Regions from separate parts of the Homo sapiens genome. Here region 1 is linked to region 2. A link is a loop called in an ENCODE intact Hi-C map of the cell type or tissue named here. Cell type or tissue: mammary epithelial cell. All regions are shown on one strand. Links, peaks and the distances in the headings refer to the core of each region. The heading gives the core; the rest is flanking DNA. Region 1 holds the start of ARHGEF4 (Rho guanine nucleotide exchange factor 4). Region 2 overlaps ARHGEF4 (Rho guanine nucleotide exchange factor 4).

What was found. A loop is a pair of places that touch in the nucleus more often than their neighbours do. Peaks named below come from ENCODE experiments on the same cell type or tissue, not always from the same donor. Only the 100,000 strongest peaks of a DNase experiment are listed, where the experiment ranks them.
Region 1: it touches region 2 in a loop (11-fold over the local background); 1 of 110 quality-filtered maps calls a loop at or near these places.

Annotation. Positions count from the first base shown.
Region 1 is chr2:130,833,921-130,839,286 of GRCh38, reverse strand. ARHGEF4 (Rho guanine nucleotide exchange factor 4) reads right to left here and starts at 2,373. Exons shown (of 14, transcript NM_001367493.1): 1 at 2,295-2,373. The coding sequence starts at 2,333. ARHGEF4-AS1 (ARHGEF4 antisense RNA 1) reads left to right here and starts at 2,293. Exons shown (of 2, transcript NR_186036.1): 1 at 2,293-2,977. In mammary epithelial cell, for the core only: no CTCF peak of the experiment used is centred there; a DNase peak (open chromatin) is centred at 2,346; H3K4me3 peaks cover 1,899 bases; H3K27ac peaks cover 870 bases.
Region 2 is chr2:130,917,800-130,923,165 of GRCh38, reverse strand. All of the region lies in intron 2 of ARHGEF4 (Rho guanine nucleotide exchange factor 4), which reads right to left. Among named protein-coding and RNA genes, the nearest start is that of ARHGEF4-AS1, 83 kb to the right of the region's middle. In mammary epithelial cell, for the core only: a CTCF peak has its summit at 2,546 (motif pointing right); a DNase peak (open chromatin) is centred at 2,575.

The DNA.
Region 1 (5,366 bases), core at 88-5,087, 84 kb after region 2:
GCACCAGGCGGTGACTGAAGCACGTAGCTCCTCTGCCCACCCCACAACCTGTGTCCTCACGGGGTATTCCTTACGACCAGTGTCTGAGAGGAACAAGTATGAACTACGTTGTCGGTGGCTCGGCAAGACACACTCACACAGCCAGAAGTGGACTGCTGTGGCAGTCAGAGCCCCTCCCATGTGGACAGCAGAAAGGAGACCCTCTGAGGGGCACAGGTGATGCTTCCTGTGGTGTGCATGGGGAGGCCTCAGGTGTCTCAGGACCTACAGGGACCTGAGGCAGAAAGTATGGAAAGGCCTCTCTGAATAGATGGGGAACTGGAGGACCGTGTGTGTCAGGAATACTTTCACAAAGGCCAAATCCCAGGAGCCTCCCAGGCAGCAGCAGGCAAGGTGGCTGCCCAGAGATGTCCAGTGGTCTCTCCTCCAGCCACACTCCACCTGCTCCTGGAGCTTCTGGGGCCAGCTGGGTGACTCAGATTCTGCCCAGGCATCTTGGATTCTGTCCGGCCATCTTCCCCTCACCTGGGCAACTCCTTGCCACCCTTGCTGTGGGTGCAGCAGAACCAAGGTCCAGGGCTCACCACTTCATAAACACACTCACGTTTCTTTCCTTCCTTCCCTCCCTCCTTCCTTCCTTCCTTTCCTTCCTTCCTTCCTTCTTTTCTTTTTCTTTTTTTTGAGACGGAGTCTCGCTCTATCACCCATGCTGGAGTGCAGTGGTGCTATCTTGGCTCACTGCAACCTCTGTCTCCCGGGTTCAAGCAATTCTCCTGCCTCAGACTCCCAAGTAGCTGGGATTACAGGCGCCCACTACCGCGCCCGGCTGATTTTTGTATTTTTAGTAGAGACGGGGTTTTGACATGTTGGCCAGGCTGGTCTCGAACTCGTGACCTCAGGCGATCCGCCCCCCCCACTCGGCCTCCCAAAGTGCTGAGATTACAGGCATGAGCCACCGCGCCGGGCCACACTCACATTTTCTAATAAGACCTTCACACTAACCCTGAAAGGTGTGGAGGGCATGGAAACATCACCCACATTTTTCAAAACAAAGACCCAGGTGGTTATGTGATTGTCCCAAGATTGTACACCTCCTCAATGACAGAGTCGGCATTTGAAGGGGGTCTGAGCTCTTCCAAGCCATCTCCTACACTCACCAGCACAGGTTCCTGAAAGGCTGCCTTCCCGGCTGTCCGGCCCTCTCCACTCTTGATGCCAGCGATCACTTCGTTATCGCTGGGGGTGGGAGCTGATGCCAGGCCAGCGGATAGGCTGAGGGCAGGGCTCCTGCAGGTCTGCCCTGGGTCACCTGGCTTCCTGCCCCTTTCACTAGAGCTCTCAGGGCCACAGAACTCCGACCTCAACCTCCCGTCTTCAACTCCGGGAGAAGATGGCTGCACAGCCAAGTAGGGCGCCCTCCCGCCCTCCCGCCCCGACAGCCCCACACAGGTCTGCCTCCCCCTGGACCTGCAGCTGACAGCTGGTGGCTCTTCCCCGCCTCTCCTTTCATGCAGTTGCTCCCGGAGTAGGAGCCCATCGGAGCTCAGCACCACCCAGCGTCGCAACCGCCCTCCCGCTGGCTCACCTGGGGAGGTCGGGCTTGGCAACCTGTGGCCGGCCACCCCTGACAGTGCCCCGGAGCCCCCGGCCCATCTTGGGGTTCCTGTGGGGGCAGCGAGGTGGAGGCGTCCCAACTGAGTGGGTCCCGGATGGTGAGCGGGCCCGGAAATCGGGCCAGAGAGGGGGCACCCCGAGCAGGAGCCCAACAGCCCCGACCCCAGTTCCAGCCCCTTGCCGCTGCTGCGCCCTCGCGTACTCTCAGCCTGGGGAATAACAACAGCAACCACTTCTCCCGTACCCACCGGGCCGGCACCAGCCCTCCTTCCCAAAACAGCTGGTACTGCGCCAAGCGGCAGAGGCTCCGAGTGCCCTGCGCGCCCAGGCCGGTCCAGGCAGCGGCTCCGAGTGCCCCGCGCGCCCAGGACGGTCCAGGTGCGGGGAGGCCGGCTCAGGCGCTCGCCCTTGCCCTCTCAGGGGCTCGCCCCGGGCCGCCGTCCCTACCGCCCCCAACGGAGCCCCGTCCTTCCCCGCGCTCGAGACGGCCCCACTTTGCAGGACGCCGCCTCCGGTCTGCACGTCGGAAAGTTGGGAGCGGCGGGGAGCCACGAGGGTGTCCCCACCCACCGGGTGCCCAGGGGACGGCCCGGGGCGCAGCAGCCAGCGCGGGCTGTGCTCCTCCCCACCCGCGCAGGGCGCCGGGAGCCCGACCGCAAGTCCCGGACGCCGGCTCTCACCTTGAAGAAGCTCCGGAGGAAGTGCACGACGCTGAGCATGGTGGCCGCCGGGACGCCCGGAGCCCGGCCGCAGCACTACGAGCCGCGCCGCCGAGCCGGCTCCACCGACGCCACCCCGCGCCCCGCCCTAGGGTCCGCCCCCGCGCCCTCGCCCGGACGCTCCGCCCCCGCAAACCTGGCCACTGGAGGCACGTGAGGTCCAGGCTCCTGCCCTGCCCGCCCCTGGGCTTTGGTCACCCGCGGGACTGGGCACGCACAGGCACACAGCAGAGCCGTCCACAGACCCGGCCCAGGGGCCGCCGGGATCATCCCGCCCAGTCGAGCTCTTGGGCCCCCTTGAAGCCTAGGAGTGTTTTCTCAGAGAGAAAGCAGCACGCTTCTTGCGCATTTGCACATCTCCAACGCAGCGCTTCGGCCTGTCCTCCGCACTGGAGACTCAGGTGCCTCCGCCCTCCTGAGAGCAGGGGCGGCCTCTCTGCTGAGAGTTCTGATTGTCAAGCTCCCAGAACTTTCAGAGTTCAGTCCGCCCAGCGTTCTTGTTTACCAGTTGAGGAAACGGAGGCCCAGGGAGGCTGTGCAGCGCGCCGGCACTCACACACCTGGTGGGGACAAATGTGGACTAGGATATCTGGGACCGAAGTCTTGGCCTCCAGCTCCCTCTTGCCTCCCACTTACCTTTCCAGGTATGTCCTGCAGATAGGATGTAAGTGAATGGTCACACCCGTAACCATTAAGGAGCGCAGCTTTCTGCTAAGGGGCAAAGGGAAGTCCTCGCTGCTTTCTTTGCAGGGGTTTAAGGAGACAGGGCCTGCCAGGAAACACTCTAACCAGCCCTAGGACCGCACTATTTTAAATCAGAAGAAAAAAACTGAGTATAATAAAATAATAATGAATCTAGCCTGGAGTATATTCATCTTTATATGAATGCAGTTGTAAACTCTAATTTTAACTATTTTATTTTATGCAGGAAGAGGCCCACGAAAGCTAAGACCCCAAGGCCCATGTGCACCATACTGCAGCCCTGCTCTGTCCACCATTTCTGAGATCGGCGCCCCACAGAGGGAGAGCATCTGCCCAGACTGGCTTTTTGCACCCCTGCTCAAGCCTGCACCCTCGTCCAAGTCCTAGCCCCACTGAACGCTATGCCTGGTCAGCAGTGCGTGTCAGGGGTGCCTGGCAGAGTGTGCATTTTCCGTACACCCAACCTGTCTCTGCCTCTCCCCAGGCCCTCACAGCAACCAGGCCAGGCGAGAAGCTTGGGAGATAGATACTCAGAGGAGGCACTGTGGGGCCATCTGAAGATCCTGCGTCCCCTGTCACAGCCTTTATGTCACTCAGGGTCCATGACTGTGCTAGAAGCATGTCCCTGAGGCCCATGGTGGTGGGAGGAGGGTGTGGGATTCGGATCTGGGCACCTGGCTGTGCTGCACACCAGTTGTGTAATCATGATCATCTGCTCTAAACACGTATCTTTAACATTCGAGAGGAATGACCGCCTGGTGGGGTTGCCATGGAGAGTACGTGAGAAATTAAACCTCACAGGTGCTTAGCAAAAGTTAATTCGCTCTTCTCTGAAGGCTTAAAGTGCTAATCCCCTGGCGAGGGGGGAGGTCCAGTGAAAATACACAACCCCTGGCCACAGGTTCCATTGTTGTCTGGACTCCTCTGACCAGTGGACAGCCCTGGACCTGGGTTCTCAGACCTGAGTCAGAACCACGTGGAGGACACCATAGAGCTTAGGCTGCTGCCCCTCACCGCTGCCCCCCTCTCACAGGATCTGGGGTGGGGCCTGGGAATTTGCATTTTAACATGTTTCCAAGTGACCCTGAAGCTGCTGGCCCTGGGACCACACTTAGAGAACCCCTGGTTCAGGCTATGGGGCCTGGGCCAGGCTCGCCGTCTAGCAGAGGATCAGACCCCAGGTTGGAGCATAACCGTCATGATGGCTCCATTCATCAGGCACCTGCTGTGTCCCCGCACGCCCAGATCCCTGCCACAGCGCAGCCTCCCTAGAGAAGTGACATCCAATGCTCGAGGGGAAATAAATCAAAGGTAGTTTATGTCTGTCTTTTCCTTCTGGTGAACATGGTTTTAGGAGGACTTGACTGCACTGTGGTGTGCTCTCTCTTTTGCCGTTATTAAAAATAAGAAAGGCAGGCCTGTTTGAGTCGCTGAAGGATTTGTACAATAGAGTTTCTAGTCAGTGGAGCGTCCCATGTTTAAATATGACCCCGACTTCCTGTCTGTCACATATGGCAATTAAACAGGTTCAGCAGCATAGGGGAGTGAAGTGAGTGGTAGGACAGAAAACATCGCAGCAGATTCCAAGTGGCAGAGAGAGCGTGGGCACGGGGTGGACCGATGGAACTTACAGGGGCTTGTGCTTTCCTCGCTGGGCAGCCTGGGCCACTTGCTTTACTTCTCTGGCCCAGAGACCACAGGCTTACATATAGACAGACCTACACTACCAGCTGGGGCCTGAGTCACAAAAGACAGAAACTTCCCCTGGCTACTCTAGCAGGAAAGGGATTTTTGCAAGAATATGGAGTAAGGCATAGGCAGGGGGAGGTGTGCTGACCTGGGAAACAGGCAGCCAGCCGGCTACGGCAGCGGCAGCAGCCAGAGCTCACCAGACAGACTGCCCACTAGGGAGGCTGGGGCTGGTGCCTCTCCCTGCAGCTTTGCTCCTAGACTCTGGCCTCCTGTAATCTCTGCCGACGATCCCTGCGTCCCTGGTCCTTGACCAGCTCCAAAGATGTAAAGTCCAGGACCACCCACGTGTTGCTGTCTGACTGCTGGTGAGTCAGGGGAGCCGTTGTGAGGAGGGCATGAGCCTTCAGCTAGCCTGGTGGGAAGCCGGCCTGCTTGTACAGCTGTCATAGGTGGGGGACAGAAATCAGGGACACGTTGGAAACAGAATCTTTTTTTTTTTTTTTTTTGAGACGGAGTCTCCCTCTGTCACCCAGGCTGGAGTGCAGTGGCATGATCTTGGTTCACTGCAAGCTCCACCTCCCAGGTTCCTGCCATTCTCCTGCCTCAGCCTCCAGAGTAGCTGGGACTACAGGCGCCCGC
Region 2 (5,366 bases), core at 90-5,089:
TTGAGCTCATGAGTTCGAGACCACCCTAGCCAATATGGCGAAACCCATCTCTACTAAAAATACAAAAATTAGCTGGGTGTTGTGGCTCGCGCCTGTAGTCCCAGCTACTTGGGAGGCTGAGGCAGGAGAATTGCTTGAACCCGGGAAGCGGAAGTTGCACTGAGCCAAGATTGTGCCACTGCACTCCAGCCTGGGTGACGGAGCAAGACTCCATCTCAAACAAAATATATATATATATATATCATTAAAGAGGGAAAAGACAAGCCACACAAAATAGGAAATATCTGTGGCACATTTACCCACAATGCAATTCTATCAAGAATCAGTAAGAGAAAGACAACCCCAAAACAAATGGATGACAGACTAGGAGAGACATGTCCCACAAGAGAGTGAAAAAAAAAAATCTGAGGAATGTGAGCCCTTTAAATTATCAGGCCCAAACCCAAAAGGCATTTAAGACATAATATCTCACTCCCCCTCAGCTAAATAGCTACCTCTTGGAGCCACTTGCTATGCGGACTCTAGACTAACTCACTCTGAGGAGTCATAAAATGCCACATACCTTATAGCTCAACAAGGTATAGCCAATCACCAACCGGTGTTACTTCCATAAACCAATGAGAATTCCTGATAAACAACATTTGTACTCACTCCCTCTCCTGATTCCTCCTTTTTTTCTTTAAAAAATTTGAGCCTCTCTTTTGTTCTCTGGAGCACTCTCCAAGGCAACTTGGAAGTGTGTCCCAGGCTGCAGTCCTCGACTTCTGTGCTGAATAAACTCTTTTTTTTTTTTTGAGACAGAGTTTCACTCTTGTTGCCCAGGCTGGAGTGCAACGGTGCAATCTCGGCTCGCCGCAACCTCCACCTCCTGGGTTCAAGCGATTCTCCTGCCTCAGCCTCCCAACTAGCTGCGATTATATGCATGCGCCACCATGCCCGGCTAATTTTTGTGGTTTTTAGTAGAGACAGGGTTTCTCCATGTTGGTCAGGCTGGTCTCGAACCCCTAACCTCAGGTGATCCTGCTGCCTCGGCCTCCCAAAGTGCTGAGATTACAGGCTTGAGCCACTGCGCCCGGCCTGAATAAACTCTTTTTAAACTAGATTCTGACCTTTTTGATTATTTTAGTTTGACAAGGGTATCCAGAGTGTTGAAAAGCACATAAAAAGTTCCTTAGGCCAGGTGCAGTGGCTCATGCCTGTAATCCCAGCACTTTGGGAGGCCAAGGCAGGTGGATTACTTGACCTCAGGAGTTTGAGACCAGCCTGGCCAACATGGTGAAACCCCATCTCTATTAAAAATACAAAAATCAGCTGAGCGTGGTGGCAGGCGCCTATAGTCCCAGCTACTTGGGAGGCTGAGGCAGGAGAATTGCTTGAACCCAGGAGGCAGAGGTTGCAGTGAGCTGAGATCGCACCACTGCACTCCAGCCTGGGTGACAGAGGGGGACTTGGTCTCAAAAAACAAAAACAAAAGTTCCTTAGCCTCTTCAGACATCAGGAAAATGAAAACTAAAATCACAGTGAGATACTGCTACACACCTAGCAGAATGGCTAAAATTAAAAAGGCTGACAGTATCAACCAAATGTGAATGAGAACAGAGAGCAAAGGATACTCCTAATGAGAGAGTGTAATTTGATGCAATCACTTTGGAAAAATAATTTGACAGTATTTAGTATGACTAAAGATATGCATCCCCCAAGGACACCCCTAAAATGCAACCCACAGAAATATACATGCACGTGCAGTAGGCCCCTGACCCAAATGTTCACAGCAGCCCCAAACGGGCACAACCCCCAAGTCCATCAGCAGCTCACTGAGAAATACAATGTGTTATGATGATTCGGAGCAATTCAACATGCTGATGAGAGATCTCCTGACCTCGTGATCCGCCCGCCCCTGCCTCCCAAAGTGCTAGGATTACAGGCGTGAGCCACCGCACCCAGTCCACAGGATGATTCTTAATTAGAGCAGGGGAAGGCAGACACAAAATAGACTGAGTAAAGTTTAAAGCAATGTGTAAGATTTTGTTTATATAAACCTCAAAACAGGCCACCCCCACACCCATAGTAATAAAGTAGTAACACGATAATGAAATGCAAGTGAACACCATGAGATGGGGCATAGTGGGTAGGGCAGGGAGGAGGAAGGGAGGTGGCAGGAAGGGGGCAGGGTGGGGGATGTGGTGTTTCATGACCTGGTGGAGGTCATCCAGTGTCTGTTGACAATATATGTCTACACATTTATGTATTATGCTGTTCTGTAAGTCTTCTCTATTTCTTGACTTTGAAAAGCTTTAAAGAAACTGCAGGATGTAAAGTCACAGAAAATTAAGATCTCTATACACGATATTATCACAGCTATGTTACATATATAAAACTTGTCTGTGGAAGAAATCTAGAAGTAAACAACAAAATATTAAGAATGGTTGTTTTAAAAGATTGGGATAAGAGAACTGCTGCTCCTTAATACGAAGTGGGAATAACTGACTGAATTCCTTGCAAATTACTCTCACCATCAGAGCCTGCTCTCCCAGGAATGCCCACAAGATGGCGCAGTCATTTCTCCAAGGGGAGTTTCACATTCCAGCACCATCCAGGGTTCTACCAGACAGAGGGAACCTTTCTGAGCTTTGCTTCCCTTCCCGTTCCCTATGTACCTGCTGTTCTCCTGTCTGTGGTCTGATGGCGCAGTGTACTAGGCCTTCCTCTTCTCCAGTAAGGAATGAAACATAAAGAGGAATACGAACTCACATTTATCTGGCACCCGCTTCATGCCTGGCCCTTTGCTGTATACTTTATAATCATCATCTCACTTACTATTTGTTAAAACCCATGCAGACTCCAACTGGGGCAACAAGGTGAGACTCTGTCACTACAAAAAATTAAAAAATTATCTGGGTGTGGTGGCGCATGCCTGGGGGCTCAGCAACTTGGGAGGCTGAGGCAAGAGGATTGCTTGAGCCTGGGAGATCCAGGCTGCAGTGAACCGTGATCTCGCCACCACATTCCAGTCTGGGAGACAGAGCAAGACGCTGAATCAAACAAAATAAACAAAAAACAAACAGAAAGACACACACACAAAAAAAAACCCCAACAAACCAAGCAGGCTGTCCAGGTGTGTGCCTGAGGCCCAAAGCACCTGCTCCATCCCATGCACAACGTGAGCACAGGGACCACTTCCAGGAATATCTGCCTTCCAGTATGTGCTTCTGCACCATGTATGTGTGTGCATGTGTGTGTATACACAGACACATAGAGACAGATATGTATATATCACTTTTTTTTTTTTTGAGAGGGAGTCTCACTCTGTCGCCCAGGTTGGAGTGCAGTGGTGTGATCTTGGCTCACTGCAACCTTTGCCTCCCGGATTCAAGTGATTCTCCTGCCTCAGCCTCCCAAGTAGCTGGGATTACAGGCGCCCACCACCAGGCCCAGCTAATTTTTATATTTTTAGTAGAGACGGGGTTTCACCATGTTGGCCAGGCTGGTCTCGAACTTCTGACCTCAGGTGATCCGCCCGCTTCGGCCTCCCAAAGTGCTGGGATTACAGGTGTGAACCACCACGCATGGCCTATATCACTATTAAATCAGGCTTGTTAATTCAAATACTGTAAAATCTTTTTTTGACTACTTGATTTAACTCTGAGTTGCCTAACACTAAAATGTCTTTTTACTTGTAAATCAAGTTCTCTATGTATTTTCAGGTGATCAGAAACACAAAAGGGCAATAAGCAACTAAGTTGGAGGGGTGTGAGGAAATGGGCACTCAGATACTGCTGTTGAGTGTTGATTGCCAATCATTTCAGAAGTAATCTGAAAGCTATTAAAATACCCCTGCCCTTTGTGCAATCCCACTTTTATATCCAACAGACATAAATAAAAGCATCGATATCTAAGGACGCATGCTCAAGGGTGCTGCTGAAGCGTTATTTATAAAGACCCCAAACTAGAGATTACCTCAATGCCAATCAGTAGAAGAACCGTGAAAGGAAATACAGCATGGCCATACTCTGAACTATTATGGAACTTCTAAACAGAGCCATGAACATGAGGCGCTGGAGGGCTTTACCTGCTGTATTAAGCAAGCAAGAAAGATGCAGAGCAATGTGTATGTCTGACCCCGCGGTGTAATTCCCTCTCCCCAAACTGCCCCATAAGCCCTGTGTGAGAACACAATGAAAGATGAGACACCTTAGTATAGGGCAGTGTTTCCTTGCATGGAGTGGGATTAGACGGTTTTGGGGAGAGGCCTTTTCCTTTCTACATCTGTATTGTTTGGCTTTGTTTTTAAACTTCAGTAGTAACAGTAACGAAAAAAAGTAACCCTCCCCCCAAAACAACAAAAAACCTTTAGTGTTTAACTGCGTAGAGATACACAAACAGACTGAGGAGGTGAAGCCATTTCCTGCTGGTAGTGATCCTATTTCAATGTATGCTGTCCACTCGGCCTTGTGGGATGCTCTGCTGGGAAACCCCTTCTCGCCCAGCTCCGCCCCTCTTAGCAGCCCACCTGGCCTGGAGGCGCTCTGCCAGCACCTTATCTGCCGCCCTCCCAGCTGCGCAGCCCGTGAGCCCAGGTGTGGCTGACATCTGCCTGCAGGCGGAGGGGAGCGCCCGAGAGGCCACCGCGTGGGGTGGCTGTGGCCTGCGCTCCCCGGCTCTGGGCGCGCGGAAGACTCGGCATCGCTTGGTCTAAAGAAGCTGAGGGAGCCTTACTTTTTACTTTTCGCAGTCTCCAGGGCACGCTCTGCAATTTCCAGAAAAGCTCTCTCCTTCCAAGGGCAGCTGGGATGAGAAATCCAACCCTTCTCTGCTCCGTTCTGTGCCTGACCCTGCTAACCTATCCTGGACAGAAGCGGTCACTTTGTGGGAGAGACCATCTTACTGCACTAAACATTTCAGAAGCACCAACATTTCCTGTCTCTTTATACGAAGTAAGTCCAGCTGGATCAAATTCTAAATACGATAAAGTAGAAGCCATTAAAGTACTAGAAGACAACATGAGGAATTTTTTTAAATGCCACAGTGGAGAAGAACTAGGTTTAACACAAAAGCCTGCACAGACCGTTCAATAGAAAATGGGCAGTGCCGGCCGAGGCGGGTGGATCACGAGGTCAGGAGTTCAAGACCAGCCTGGCCAACATGGTGAAACCCCGTCTCTACTAAAATAACAAAAATTAGCCAGGCGTGGTGGCGGGTGCCTGTAATCCAATCTACTCGTGAGGCTGAGGCAGAGAATTGCCTGAATCCGGGAGGCAGAGGTTGCGGTGAGCCGAGATGGAGCGACTGCACTCCAGCCTGGGCGACAGAGCGAGACTCCGTCTCAAAAAAAAAAAAAAAAAGAAAAAAAGAAAAAGAAAAGAAAA